Regions from separate parts of the Mus musculus genome. Here region 1 is linked to region 2. The links are chromatin contacts, found by Hi-C or POLR2A ChIA-PET in ENCODE. All regions are on one chromosome and are shown on one strand. Each heading gives the region's core, a stretch centred on a gene start or an enhancer-like site at or near the end of the contact. The rest is flanking DNA. Distances are from core to core; before and after follow the strand shown. Region 1 holds the start of Rgcc (regulator of cell cycle). Region 2 overlaps Vwa8 (von Willebrand factor A domain containing 8).

The links. Hi-C counts contacts between places; a loop is a spot of excess contacts on that map. ChIA-PET counts read pairs that join two places held with the same protein, here RNA polymerase II (POLR2A).
Region 1: POLR2A ChIA-PET joins it to region 2 with 27 read pairs in embryonic stem cell. The contact joins the promoter of Rgcc here to the enhancer-like site in region 2. A Hi-C loop is called at or near these places in 1 of 37 maps with a recorded cell type or tissue (heart). POLR2A ChIA-PET finds 5 or more read pairs at or near these places in 2 of 5 experiments (both embryonic stem cell).

Annotation. Positions count from the first base shown.
Region 1 is chr14:79,297,940-79,303,869 of GRCm38, reverse strand. Rgcc (regulator of cell cycle) reads left to right here and starts at 2,235. Exons shown (of 5, transcript NM_025427.2): 1 at 2,235-2,421; 2 at 2,970-3,155. The coding sequence starts at 2,373.
Region 2 is chr14:79,137,084-79,143,501 of GRCm38, reverse strand. All of the region lies in intron 37 of Vwa8 (von Willebrand factor A domain containing 8), which reads right to left. Among named protein-coding and RNA genes, the nearest start is that of Gm30970, 5.1 kb to the right of the region's middle. Within about 2 kb of position 3,044, at least 2 of the 3 ENCODE cell types and tissues checked have a DNase peak (open chromatin) inside an H3K27ac peak, as active enhancers do; they include heart, where a contact is called at or near this core.

The DNA of each region.
Region 1 (5,930 bases), core at 986-3,485, 160 kb before region 2:
TCCTGACTTTCCTGTTGGAAATTAAAGGAGACATCAAGTCTTTTTCTTGAGGCCATTGCAGCCAGAGACTGAATGACTGAATGAGCTTTTGAAACCTGGAAGTTAGGTAAGTCTCAGTGAGGAGATGAAGGATACAGCTCCCCGTGCCTCCTGAGGGACGGGTTGCACCTGAACACTGAGGTCATTGACTATCTCTGTCACCACTGTCAGGTGGGGGGGGGGGGCATAAAAGGCCCTAGGATATGGAGCCCAGCCAGAAGGCTCTGGAGAACAAGGGTTTAAACCTTTACCTGGTTCTAGGGAAGAAATCAACACATGTGCAGCACTGAGTGAGGCCTTTGCACTGAGATGTGTGTAAGGATGGGCTGGGGGCAACCCAATTTCACACCAGGTGAACTGTGGACAAATGAATTGTGTTCCACGCACTAACTGAACAGGTAATTGGCATCTTTTTTTTTTTTTTTTTTTTTTTTGGCTGCTCCTCCCAGATTGGTTGCTGCTGTTGGCTTATCTGCTCTGGGGCTCAGTGCCACCCTTGACTGCTTAGTTCTTCTTCACCCTAGGGAGGCAGGGTGTGGCTAACTTCAAAGTGGTGCTGAAAAGAGACAGGCCTGCCTTCTATTAAACCACTAAGGGGTAGGCAAGCCCCTTAGCTGCTCTATTCCAGTTTTCACACCTGCCGACCACTGGCAATGATTATATTATTCAGGGGTGGCTGTCAGGAGTGACCTGGTGCATGCCACATTCTGACACCTAGGAAGGCTGGAGTCACTGGGGAAAGATGTCCTCACATAACACCATCCAAAGATTCTGTGATGATGGCCGTTGATCACTTGAAAGTGTCTAGTATAGCTAAGGAAGTGTCTGGTGTAGTTAAGAAAGTGTCTGGTGTCTGGACTGAAAACTTTCACTTTATTCAATTTTGATTGTTTTACATTTATTTATTTATTTTCTTTTGCAGGTCTGAGGATGAGCCTTCAGACTCAGGGCTCACCCATGCTAGGCAAGCACTTTATTGCTAAATCATATTCCCAGGCCCCAGCTAGCCCCTTACTTTACATTAATTTAGTGGTGTGTGTGTGTGTGTGTGTGTGTGTGTGTGTGTGTGTGTGTATGTGTGTGTGTGGTGTGTGTGTGGTATGTGTGTGTGTAGCATGTGCATATATGCACACAAGGCGTATGTTGTGCCGGACAAGATCAGAGGTCAACCGCAAATGTGATCGATTCCCTGGGCACTGCCCACCTCCATTTTTAAGATACAGCTTTTCATTGACTTGGAGTTCTCACTTTGGGATTGGCTGGGGAGTCCCAGGGATTTGCCAGCCTTTGCCTCTCAGGGCTGGGATTATAAGTGGTGTCCATCTAGTTTGGATTTTTTAATGTGGATTTTGGGGCTTGAACTTGGATCTTCATGCGTGCACAGTAAACTCTTTACAGACAGGATTGTACTATGTAGGGTTTTTTTTCTTTTCTTTTCATGCAGTAGTCCTCAAATCTCCACTCTCTTGCCTAGACCCCCTTCTACCATCCTCCTTAGGGCTGGGACTATAGGCGCAGGCCACCAGCAGGCCTCTTATTTTACGTTTAATAACTACCTGGGGCAAAGGGCTGTTGGTCACCTGAGGCAGGAATTCTACTGGGCTGTGCTAAGGATGGACGCTCAATCATACGGACCCTATACCAGAATGCATCTGTCCATGTGGTACTCTGCGCTCAAAGATCATCTCAATTGAAGACTGCATTCACCTCAACCCACTGCCCTCAGCTGTCCACTCTGTCCACGCACAACCTTATAAATTCCTTGAGAAAAGTCAGATGGAGGACTGGTTCTTTGCAGAGGCTACTGAGGCCCTTGGCTCCTTTATTTTTGCAGCAAACAAGGAGGCTTTCTGCATGTGCAGTTCCATTTCATAGATGAGGCTCAAGGAGGCTCAGCCAGAAGGCGGGAAACAGGGTAAACTCTTGGAGAACTCTGATGCCCGCAAAGACACTTCCTTGGGTCGGGTTGTCAGGGTGGTAGAGAAAGCGGCGGGTAAATATTTGGGGCGGTATCCTGGACTCCGGCGACACCCGTCACTGCGGTTCTTCAGAGGCCAGCGCGTGGCTAGGGCGGTGCCGGGAGTAGGGGGTGGAGGGACAGGGGCGTCCCCTAGGTCGTCTGGGACTTACTCAGCAGCCCCGCCCCGCCCCGCCCCTGCCGGTGGCTATAAGACGGAGTAGCCGGCGGGTGGCGCGGCTCAGGCGAGTAGCTAGCGCTCAGGCTCGGCAAGGAGCAAGGCAGAGGCACCGGAGCAGACTGCAGTGCAGGCGGCAGCCACCAGGGCCAACACCTCGCAGCATCTCTGCTACGCGTGTCACTGAGCAACTTCTCCATGAAGCCGCCCTCAGCGCAGAGCAGTCCCGCGGCGGTCGCGGCCGCAGGTGAGTGCCTATTTGGAGGTGTCTTCTCCACCTCTGCGCCCCGGGATCGAAGCCAGGGACTGCGTCCACGCTAAGCTACACTCTCAGCTCCGGGGCCCCTGAGAGCTGGAGCCTGCAAGTAGGGGCGAGAGAACAGAGGTCGCTAAGGTCTTCTTCCACTGCCCACCCTTCTGTCCTCCATCACCCTGGCATCCCGTCTCCGGATCGCTCGTCCGATGCAGGTTTAGTTTGGTTTTCCACGCGGGACAAGGAACCGGAGTCTGACACGTAACGGGTGCCTGCTGACTCAGACTTCCCGCCGCCACGCGCTCCAGGGAGCGAGCGTGGGCAACAGTAGGAAAGCGCGTGGGGTGGGCTAGGTGACTTCCAGACTTTCAGCTCAACCCACGGAGGCTTCTTCTCCTCCGTGTCTGGTGACAGGCGCTTTAGAGGGTGGTTGGGAGGTTACGGAGTAACTGACTGCGTGGCTGTCACTGGCAAAGGCAGAGTGGAGTTCTAGGGAACGCTGGCCGCCCCTCCAGATGCCCTCTGTGCCCTCCCTCCCCTAGCCCCGGCCATGGACTCCGCGGCCGCTGCAGACCTGACCGACGTGCTGTGCGAGTTCGACGCGGTGCTGGCCGACTTCGCGTCGCCCTTCCACGAGCGCCACTTCCACTATGAGGAGCACCTAGAGCGCATGAAGCGGCGCAGCAGCGCCAGCGTCAGCGACAGCAGCGGCTTCAGCGACTCGGAGAGTAAGTGAAGCCCTGTTGAAGTCAGTAATCCTCAGACTCAGGCTTCCTAAAGCTCTAGATTCACCTGGGTTATCTTTAAACTGAGGCACGACATCTGGGGAAAGTCAGACCCGGGGATCTGCACGGCTCTGAGATGCCTGAAGAGTTGACTTTCTGAGTCGTTAGCCCAGATGTGCGGGGGTCATTAAGGCGTTCTTGGGGAGAGAGGTACGAGGGTGGGTGGGTGGCTCTTAAAGAGCTGTGGGTCTACCTGTCACGGCAGGTGTGTACCATGAGGCCTGAGGGTTTGTGCAGTCAGCCAGAACTCCTGGGAGTCCAGCCAGGCCTTCCAACCTTTTCCCGCCTTTCTACCCACTCTTCGCTCTTCATTTTTTTTTTTTTATTTTATTTTATTTTGAGACTCTCCCAAGGTGATCTATGTAGCTGCGGGTGACCTCGAACCTCTCTGATCCTCTTTCCTCGGGCTTCAGGGTGCTGGGGTGACAGTGCAATGCCACCACATTTAGGCACATCAGTTTATAGGCAATGCTGGGGGTCAGACCTAGGGCTTCTTGCACGCTAGGCAAACACTAGACCAACAGCACCCTCCCTTTCCTTTTCCAGAATGGGTGTTGGGGAACATGAGGACACGAGTGAGCACAAGAATGAAACATTTGTGAAACCAAAATGGTTTCATAAGCTGCTGTTTTTGGAATGCTTGAAATAACTTCGTTCACTTTCTGCCTAGCTCCCAGGCTCTTTCGCCACTCCAGGCACTTTTGAAACAGTCTCCCGCTGGGCTGCTGAGTTCAAGTACAGGGTTTCAGGCACGCCCACCCTCCAGGTTACCCACAGAAGGTCATCCTAGTAACCTTTTCCACATTGCCTCTGGAGAGGGGAAGGGGGAGGGGAGGGGGAGGGGGAGGGGGAGGGGGAGAGAGAGAGTTAGTTTTCAGTAACTCAAGTGACCTGCAAGAACAGTGAATTTGGTGACCTTTTATTTATTATTATATAATTGTTTTCAAATCTTGGCTTATTCACTGTTTTTCAATGTGAACTTTAAATTCTGTTTGTTCTTGTGCCCTTAGTCCCTAGATACAGGCTCAGACATCACCAATTGTGCTGTCCCCAACTCTGGGAGTAAAAGTCACATTGCTGTTTTGAAATCTAGAAACATTTTCCTTTGTTACTAGGTGAAGATTCTGAGCCTGAGCTGTCCTCCTGAGAAGGGATGATGTTTGACATCCAGGTCAGGATTTGAATCTGAAACCCAAGCTCTGGTTTGATTTTCCTTAGCCACCTACACAGATCACCACGTGACTTAGGGGGCGAAGGGGGAGGGAAGAGGGCTGGTGAGCTGTTCATTTCCATTTAGAACTTTTGCGTCTTGATGCCAATGACCTGGTCACTTGTTCTCAGCAGTCAAGTGAAGCCTGACGCTGGAAATTTTTCTCCACAGCTGTGGTGTAACTTGAATATATTTCTTTCCACTGGGTCAAGGAACAAATTTTTCATTGTGTATAAATTCTCTTCTCCACAGAAGAGAAGGCTAGGTCTGTCCCCGATGCTCTGTAATCAAGTTCAGCTCCTTGCTAAGCCCCAGCCTCAGTCTAGATTAGAGTCTGAATTTGTGCAGTGATGTCGAACAGCACCCACCAGTTCTGCCAGGAGGGGTTTCAGATCCACGGTATGTTTTTAGGAGTCTCAAAAAGAGAATTCACCACAGTTTCTTAACAGTTGGAGAGAAGATTGACAGAATTTGCAGTTTTCTTAGGCATATCTCTGTGCATTTTGCTTTCTGCTTTTGTTGTCAACTTAAGCTTTCTTTCTGTGGTGGTTGGAGAGTAACAGGGAGGATCTAAGAAAGCACAGATGACCTTGGTCTTTGCCGTCAATGTGGTTTTGTTCCCTGCATGCTTAGAAATCGTCTTGGAGGGCTGGAGAGATGGCTCAGCGGTTAAGAAATCGTCTTGGTGGATTTTGTGTGCATCTAAGTCATGCTTTCTTAAGGACACATAATATGTCTGTCTTAATTGTCTCCAGGAATGGAGTGCAGACATTCCTAATACTTGTCTGTCTGGTGGAAGTGGATGTCTGGGAGAGGTGCAGCCCACTGAAACTTAGCTCTCCTGAGAGGGCCAATCAGGCTTATCATGGTGGTGGTGGCAGCTAGCTTACTTTTAGCAAGCCCTCACTGGGGTTGCTATGATTGTAACGTGATAGCTCTTGTTATCAGCCATCTCTGGCTGGTCTTCCAATGTTATCACACAAAATCTTTACCACAGTCCTACAAGTTAGGCACTTTTATCTTCATTAGTTTTGCTCTGGTTGCCTAGCATGTGAGCCAGAACTTGAGTAGCCCAGCGTTCCCTCAAGCTCAGATCATGTATCTTTTTGTACGTGGTATTGCAGGTCCTTTTCAAGGCTTTCAGGATCAAAGGTCTGTGGACCTAGGTGATGAATATTCCTCCTCATTTTTGAAAAATACTACCCCCCCATTAAAAAAAAACAAAAAACAAAAGCAGGTTGCAGGACTGGAGTGATGACTCAGAGGTAAAGGACAGGTATTGCTTTCCAAAAGGACCAGACTTCGGTTCTGAACACCCATGTTGACAGCTCACAACTGCCCTGCCTGGAACTCGATCTGACACCTTTGGCCTCCAAGGGCACCATTCTCAAATGCACAGACACACACATTCACACTGGGGATAAGTGAAAGTGGATTTTTAAAAGGGCTGTGTCTTTCCCATAGCACTCTGTTAGGAACAGTTTTAAGAGTCTCAGTAAAAGAGCAAT
Region 2 (6,418 bases), core at 1,795-4,294:
GAGGAGGAAGCTGATACATTGCGCACAGTAAAAGGTGGGCAATAACGACCAATAGCAAAGATCAAATGGAACAACGGCTGCAATCAAGGGGCTAAGCACCATTATCCTTGCACTTTAGGGCCATTATTAAGTAAAATAAAGGTTCCCTGAACACCACACAGTTCTCCTGACAGACAAGATGACAAAGTGACCAGCGAGTAGCTCAGACTCATGTCCCGGTGGGGGAAGGAGCACAGGACAGTGCAGACACTCATGATGCTACCCAGGGCAGAGCAAAAACTTAAAATGTATGAAGCCTTTATACCTAGAATCTTCTCTTAGCTGTTTCTGGATCACAGAACGCTCCAGGAAATGAAGCTGAAAGGAAATAAAACTGTAATTCATGTAATGTATGTTAAATAGCCCAAAGAGTTGTTTCTGAGCTTTGAAACCTGGGGCTGAGAACATAGCAGAACAGACCAGGACATGCCCGGGCAAGCCCATCGCCTCCCTAGCTCCCACCCCTCTGACCTAAGTTAAATGTTACAGGCTGCTGATGTTTAAATGGACCAATCATGTGAAACCGCGCCAATTCCTCCCCCAGCCCCACTCCTTTTCTATAAAAACCCCTAGCTTCCAAGCCTCGTGGTCGAATCCACTGTCTCCTGTTATGTGAGATACGTTTCGACCCGGAGCTCCGCCATTAAAAAACCTCTTGTTGTTACATCAAGGTGTTGTGTTCTATTCGTGATTCTTGGGTGCACGCAGAATCGGGAGCTGAGTGGGGGTTTCCCCACTGAGTTCTTTCAAAGCCATGGTTAGGAACTGAGACCATCCCTACAACTTATGTACTGGCTATGAGTCCGACATAGAACCTTAAGGATGTGCAGCCCAACGAGACCTGGTTCTGTGGAGTTTCTGCCAGGAGCAGGAGGGACCTGCACTCAGTAACTAGAACAGACAGTGGGGAAGAGTGCCAGGCCAGGGCCAGCAGGATATACAGCAGGAGGTGGAGCCAAATGGCAAGAGGTCAGGCCTAGAAGAGGCGCTAGAGAAGGCTATTTTGAATGAAGAGAGCCAGAAAGAGTGGGCAGACAATGAGTTGAAGAGGGGCTTGCAGCTGACTGTGTACATGAGAGTCCTTTGCCTGGGTTCATACAGACCCGCTGTAGCAACCAAACCTGCACACTAGAAACTCAGAGAGGTTCACCAAGAGGCGATGCCGCATCCTAACATTCACCCACAGAGCCAAACAACTCTACCCAGTCCTCGGATACAAATACCATTTGTGTAATTTAGCTACAGTTACTTCAAAGTCGCCAAAAAGTATCTACACACTAGCAGCCTTAGCAACCAGGCGGCCCCAAGTTCAGTACTGTTTTGCTACTCACAAGATTTAAACTCTCGGAGCCTATTATTTTTCAATCTCACCCCTTAGCCATTGCACAACATGTTAAAAAAAATGTCATTTTCAGATTGAAACTCTTTTCTATCTACGTGAGGGTGACTCATTACCATCCAAATATGAGATACATTAACAATATGAATAAGACAGGAAAGAGAGAACTCATTTGAGTTTTCCTTTAAGTGCTCATTTTGTAAATTCCCACAATTGCTATGACTTATTATATTTATGCATGTATTTTCTAACAGCCTGAAACCATGAAGATGAGTAAGCTACCTTGAAAGAGTAGAGGAGCGTGGCCCAGGGGGAAGTGTGGCAGGAAGGAGCCCAGAAAGAAGTGGACAAGACAGGCAGAGGAGAGGTGGGCGGTAGAGAGCTCAGAGTGTGGGATTGGGTGCAGCACAGGGCCAGAAGAAGAGAAACTCAAGCCCACTGAATCCAGCTCACGGAGGCTGGGATAAAGTCATCAGGGGAGGCAAGAGGATGGAGGTCTGGAAGTAGAACCAAGGCAGGCAGATCAGGACTTAGTTTTTAATAAGGCCAGGACATCGGATGCCCTGGAACTGGACTTACAGATGGTTGTGAGCTGCCATGCGGGTGCTGGGAGCTGAGCTTCTGCACGATCAGCCAGTGTTCTTCTTCATCACGGAGCCATCTCTCCATCCTCATTAGTAAGCATTCTTAGCCAGCCTCGTAGATAATGATTTTAAGAGGTTTTGAAGGAACAGGCAAGGAACTATGTCGTGTGTGTGTGTGTGTGTGTGTGTGTGTGTGTGTGTGTGTGTGTGGTGGGGCTTTGGGTCTCAGAGACATGCAGACATTATAGAACTCCTCAGAGAGACTGGGCTTAAAAGACATTTTCAATCTCAAAAGAATTTCCGACAATCTCCGTATGTTCCTTTGACTGGAGGGTTTGTAGCCCATGGCTGTCTGTTTAGAGGTAAAGATAGCTTGCTGGCTGTGAGAGGGATCAGGTGAGGTCAGAGCAGCAAAGTCTGCATTCTGGATGAATTCCAAGTATGTGGATTGGAGAAGAGCCACCATGTGACTGGCCTTCCAAAAGTGAGCCTGGCTTCCATACAGCACCTGCTTTTGCTTCTCAGCAGTCTCCCAGCAGGCTGTCCCCACTGCCTGTGACAAGAGTCCCATCCATCCAGGGTGCTTTATCCATGGCAAACCTGTCCCTGCTGGTGTGTGTGTGCAGGGTTGAAACCATGCCCACGACCCACAGGTGAGGTATACATTGTTGTAACTTTCCACGGAACACAACCTTTGGGATGGTTGTTTAAAGGACGGAGGCTTTCCAGACCCTGAGGAAGGCTGGCCTATGGTGAGGTATCTCCTTGAGAACAAAGACTCTCAGATCCTGACCAATGGGTGGGTCATCTCTGGAGTGCTGTGCTCTTTGTGTGGACTGTGTGCACAGCCATTCTGTTTTAGGGAGCCCAGTGGGGAAAATTCAAGGAAAGGAAAGGACACCCCTCCCATGCGCCTATTCTTCTTAGACAACAAAAGACAGATAATTATCTAACGCGTTTCTCAACATGAACAAAACAGAGAAGTGACCTTTCTGTCTGTGCCTGTTGACGGCAGTGACCCCAGCCGCAGCAGCCAGGGGACAGTCACCGGAGCAGGAGCTCAGCTGTAGCTCCCCGCCCGGCCTGTCACAAACGCCGTAAATTTTAACAGGCAGCCAGACCTGCATGGTTCACAGTCACCCCTAGGGAGTGATAAATGCTCCTGCTGGTAGACTTATATAAACTGAGACGCAATGATCTTTTTAAAAGGATATTCCCTGTGCTCAATAAACCTGAGTGTTGTAAGGCTGAAGGGTGGCTAGCCTAAGGAGGAAAATAAACCAATCTGGCAAGAAAAAGCAATCATTTGGAGTGCTGGTAGAGTAACCTAAATGGACAGGTACTGAATTCAGCGATTTAAAACTCACATGCTTGCTAGCTGAAAACCCCCACTTCTGGCTTCATGCCGTTTATAAAATGCACTCTGTGGGTGAGAAAGGGCAGTGACGGCAGGAGTGTGACTCACGTATAGTATATGCATTCGTGAAAATTTCAGTAAAAAACGGCAGCAACCTTTACAGTGTTCAGTGACAGAGAGCTTTGTTCAGACACACCTGCTGTCACCTGATAACAGCAAAGAAATGCCACTCAGTGCAGAGGACATCCTGACGACAAGTGAAAACTTATAGGAGATTTTAGGAAGTAACATTTTGAGCTTGAATCAAAATACCAACAATACCTGATTGTTTTGTTACTTAATAAGTGGCAGATACAACCAAAGAGGACAATGAGGCTGGATCAGGGGAAGAGATTCCACCTGCTCTGTCTAGACCCCTGCCCACCGTTTGCTCACAGAGGCCTCCCTTCCCAGTGGCCTTGCTCTGCTCCTCCACCACCCACCACCCAGGAAGGTCTTGGCCTCTAAGCACTTGCCTGTATAGAGTGCTGGCAGGGAGCGATACTGCTGTTTATGGCAAAATACAGGTGGAAAACATGGCTAGGACATTTTATCAGGGGAAAGATGTATAATGAGTACCTGAAGTAAGAACAGGAGTTTTTATATGGTAAAGTTTAAAGAAAAAAGTTTATTTTTCACCTTCTGCCCCACCACATGTGTGCAGGTGCCTGTAGAGGCCAGAAGGGGGCGCTGGAGCTGGAATTACAAGTGGTTGTGAGTCACCTGACACAGGTGCTAGGAACTGAACTCAGGTCCTCTGGAAGAGTAAGTAGCAAGCATTGTTAACAATGAAGCATTTCTAGCCCCTGTGAATCTTAAAAACGAATGTTACTGTAATGTCTGCCCACTTGAGCGGGGCCAGCGCTGCTGTGTGGTAGACTACTGCTTGGAATCGCCATTCAATCCTATGTCCTGCTGCACCTGGGCCATCCCAGTTAGCACCAGTTGTCTGAGGATAATAATAAGAATGATTATTAGTTGTGATCAAACCATTTTGTTCAGAGGGCTTAGAGGTGAGGAAGAGCTGAAGAGGTTAGTGAGACCTGAGGTCCTTGGCAGGGCAGATCTCCCTGCTCCTATCACTAAAAGTCCAACTAAGTGATTAAAAACAGTGCCTTCAGTCTTAACTAATTATTGCATGCTAGTTATCATGGCTGGTTATTACACACAGCTTAGCCCTTTAGGGGAGGGAACTGTGCTATTTGGGTACTAAATTAAGCCTTGTTTCTTGGCACCAATCAACATGGGCAACACTCCTTCGGTAGAAGGGAGAGACTAGGAGTTAGACAGACTCCCCAGAAGGCAGACACACAGACAAGGGACCAGGCTAGGTAATAAAGACAGTAAACTTCCAAGATGACTGCTTCTTCCTCAGCCTCCTGACTTGAAAGAAAACCTGGTATCTTAAAACAAGAGCCTGGTGAGATTTGTCTCCCACCAGCAGGCTACCCGGTGATGGACTGGCACGATAAGTTCAAGGCTGGATCAGAACATGTTACAAACCCGTTGGGGGGCCACTCCGTCACCCTATCCTTCTTCAAACTGACCAGCCCTGAACTAGAGGAGGGAACTCTGCAGACTTAGAACTCCAGCTCTCAGGAGAGACGGGCTTTCCAGCTTCTGCTACGCAGAGGGCATTTGTCTCTGTGTGTCTGACATGTGTATGTTTCCTCACCCCCAATAAACATACTTTTTTTTTTCAACTATTGATTTCAATGATTGATTTCTCCACTGCTGTACGTTACACTCGAGACAGAGAACGCAAGTGTTCTCTATCCTTCTCCTCGGGGGTCCTTTTCCTAACTTGATGTAGTGCTCATGGATGCTGGAAGAAGCTCTAGGGCTGCCACTCCCACAGAATGCATTATAAGTAAAATTTGGCCACTGTAACTCTAAAGAACCAAACATCTAGAAATGAATAAATCTACACATGCCTTTCTACTTACTGCAGGCAAAACTCAACGTCCTTTTGTAAGTCCACCCAGACACATCTCATCAAAAGTTGATGAGTGTGTGTTACCATGCGTTATATTAAAGCAAGATTTTTCCAAAGCCTTGGGCGAATCCTTGGAAGGTCTTGAAGAGATTTTCCTCTAATCTTTATGTGAAACCTAAGAAAACACAGAATGAAGGGGAGCAGCTTGCCTGTTCTGAGTTTTCTAGAATCATCAAATGTATTCTTTGTCCATAGACATATATTGCTGGTATTTAAAAACAAAACAAAACAAACAAACAAACAAACAAAAAACCAAAAAACAACTCTTCAACATGGTTAGAAGTATAGCATTGTAACTTGTCCGCCTGGATTTAAACCCTGGTTCTTGACACATAGCCACGTAAGGCCCTCATCTACAAGAAAGACAAAGGTGCCTGTCTTATCCACAGTGGCACTGTAGGAAATCACACAGAATCGCTTGGAAAAATCCTTGGCCTCACCATACTTATCTAGACTAACCATTATTACTCTACTCTTTCTGAGAGTAAAAGATATGGCATAGTGTGAATCATCTATTTTTTAGTCGGCATGTGTTAGGTATATATCATAGTAATATTAGCACTGGGAAAATAAGTCAGGTTTTAATCAAGAAGGCTTTGTGAAATTTGAGTTGTGTAAGATTCCGCATTCTGTCCAAATCATTTAATTCCCATGACCTCCTTTGGGAAGTTCAATGTTGCTGCAGATATTCTAAACACCAAGCTGACCCTTCCTACCTCGGGCAGCCAGGCAGAGACTGCAGCACCCTCTTGTCGCCTTGCAGCTGGACTGAGAGCCTCCTCCCCTTACAACTCCTGAAAATATGTTTGCTCTCAGTGTCTAAAGGCATGGCATGAAGGGGACTTGAGACACTTCCAGTGGCGAATAGACCACATGACTGCTCCCAGCAAGACTTAAGAGAGAAAGATATCTTACGAGAAAGAGAAGAAATATGTTCAAGTGCCGATGGAAAGGCCGCTTCCGCCTCCCCCACCCCTGCAAATTCCAAATTCAAGTTTGCACTTCAATGTCTTCGGCTTGTTTCTTGTCAAGTTCAACATATTTTAAGTCAGATAATACCAACT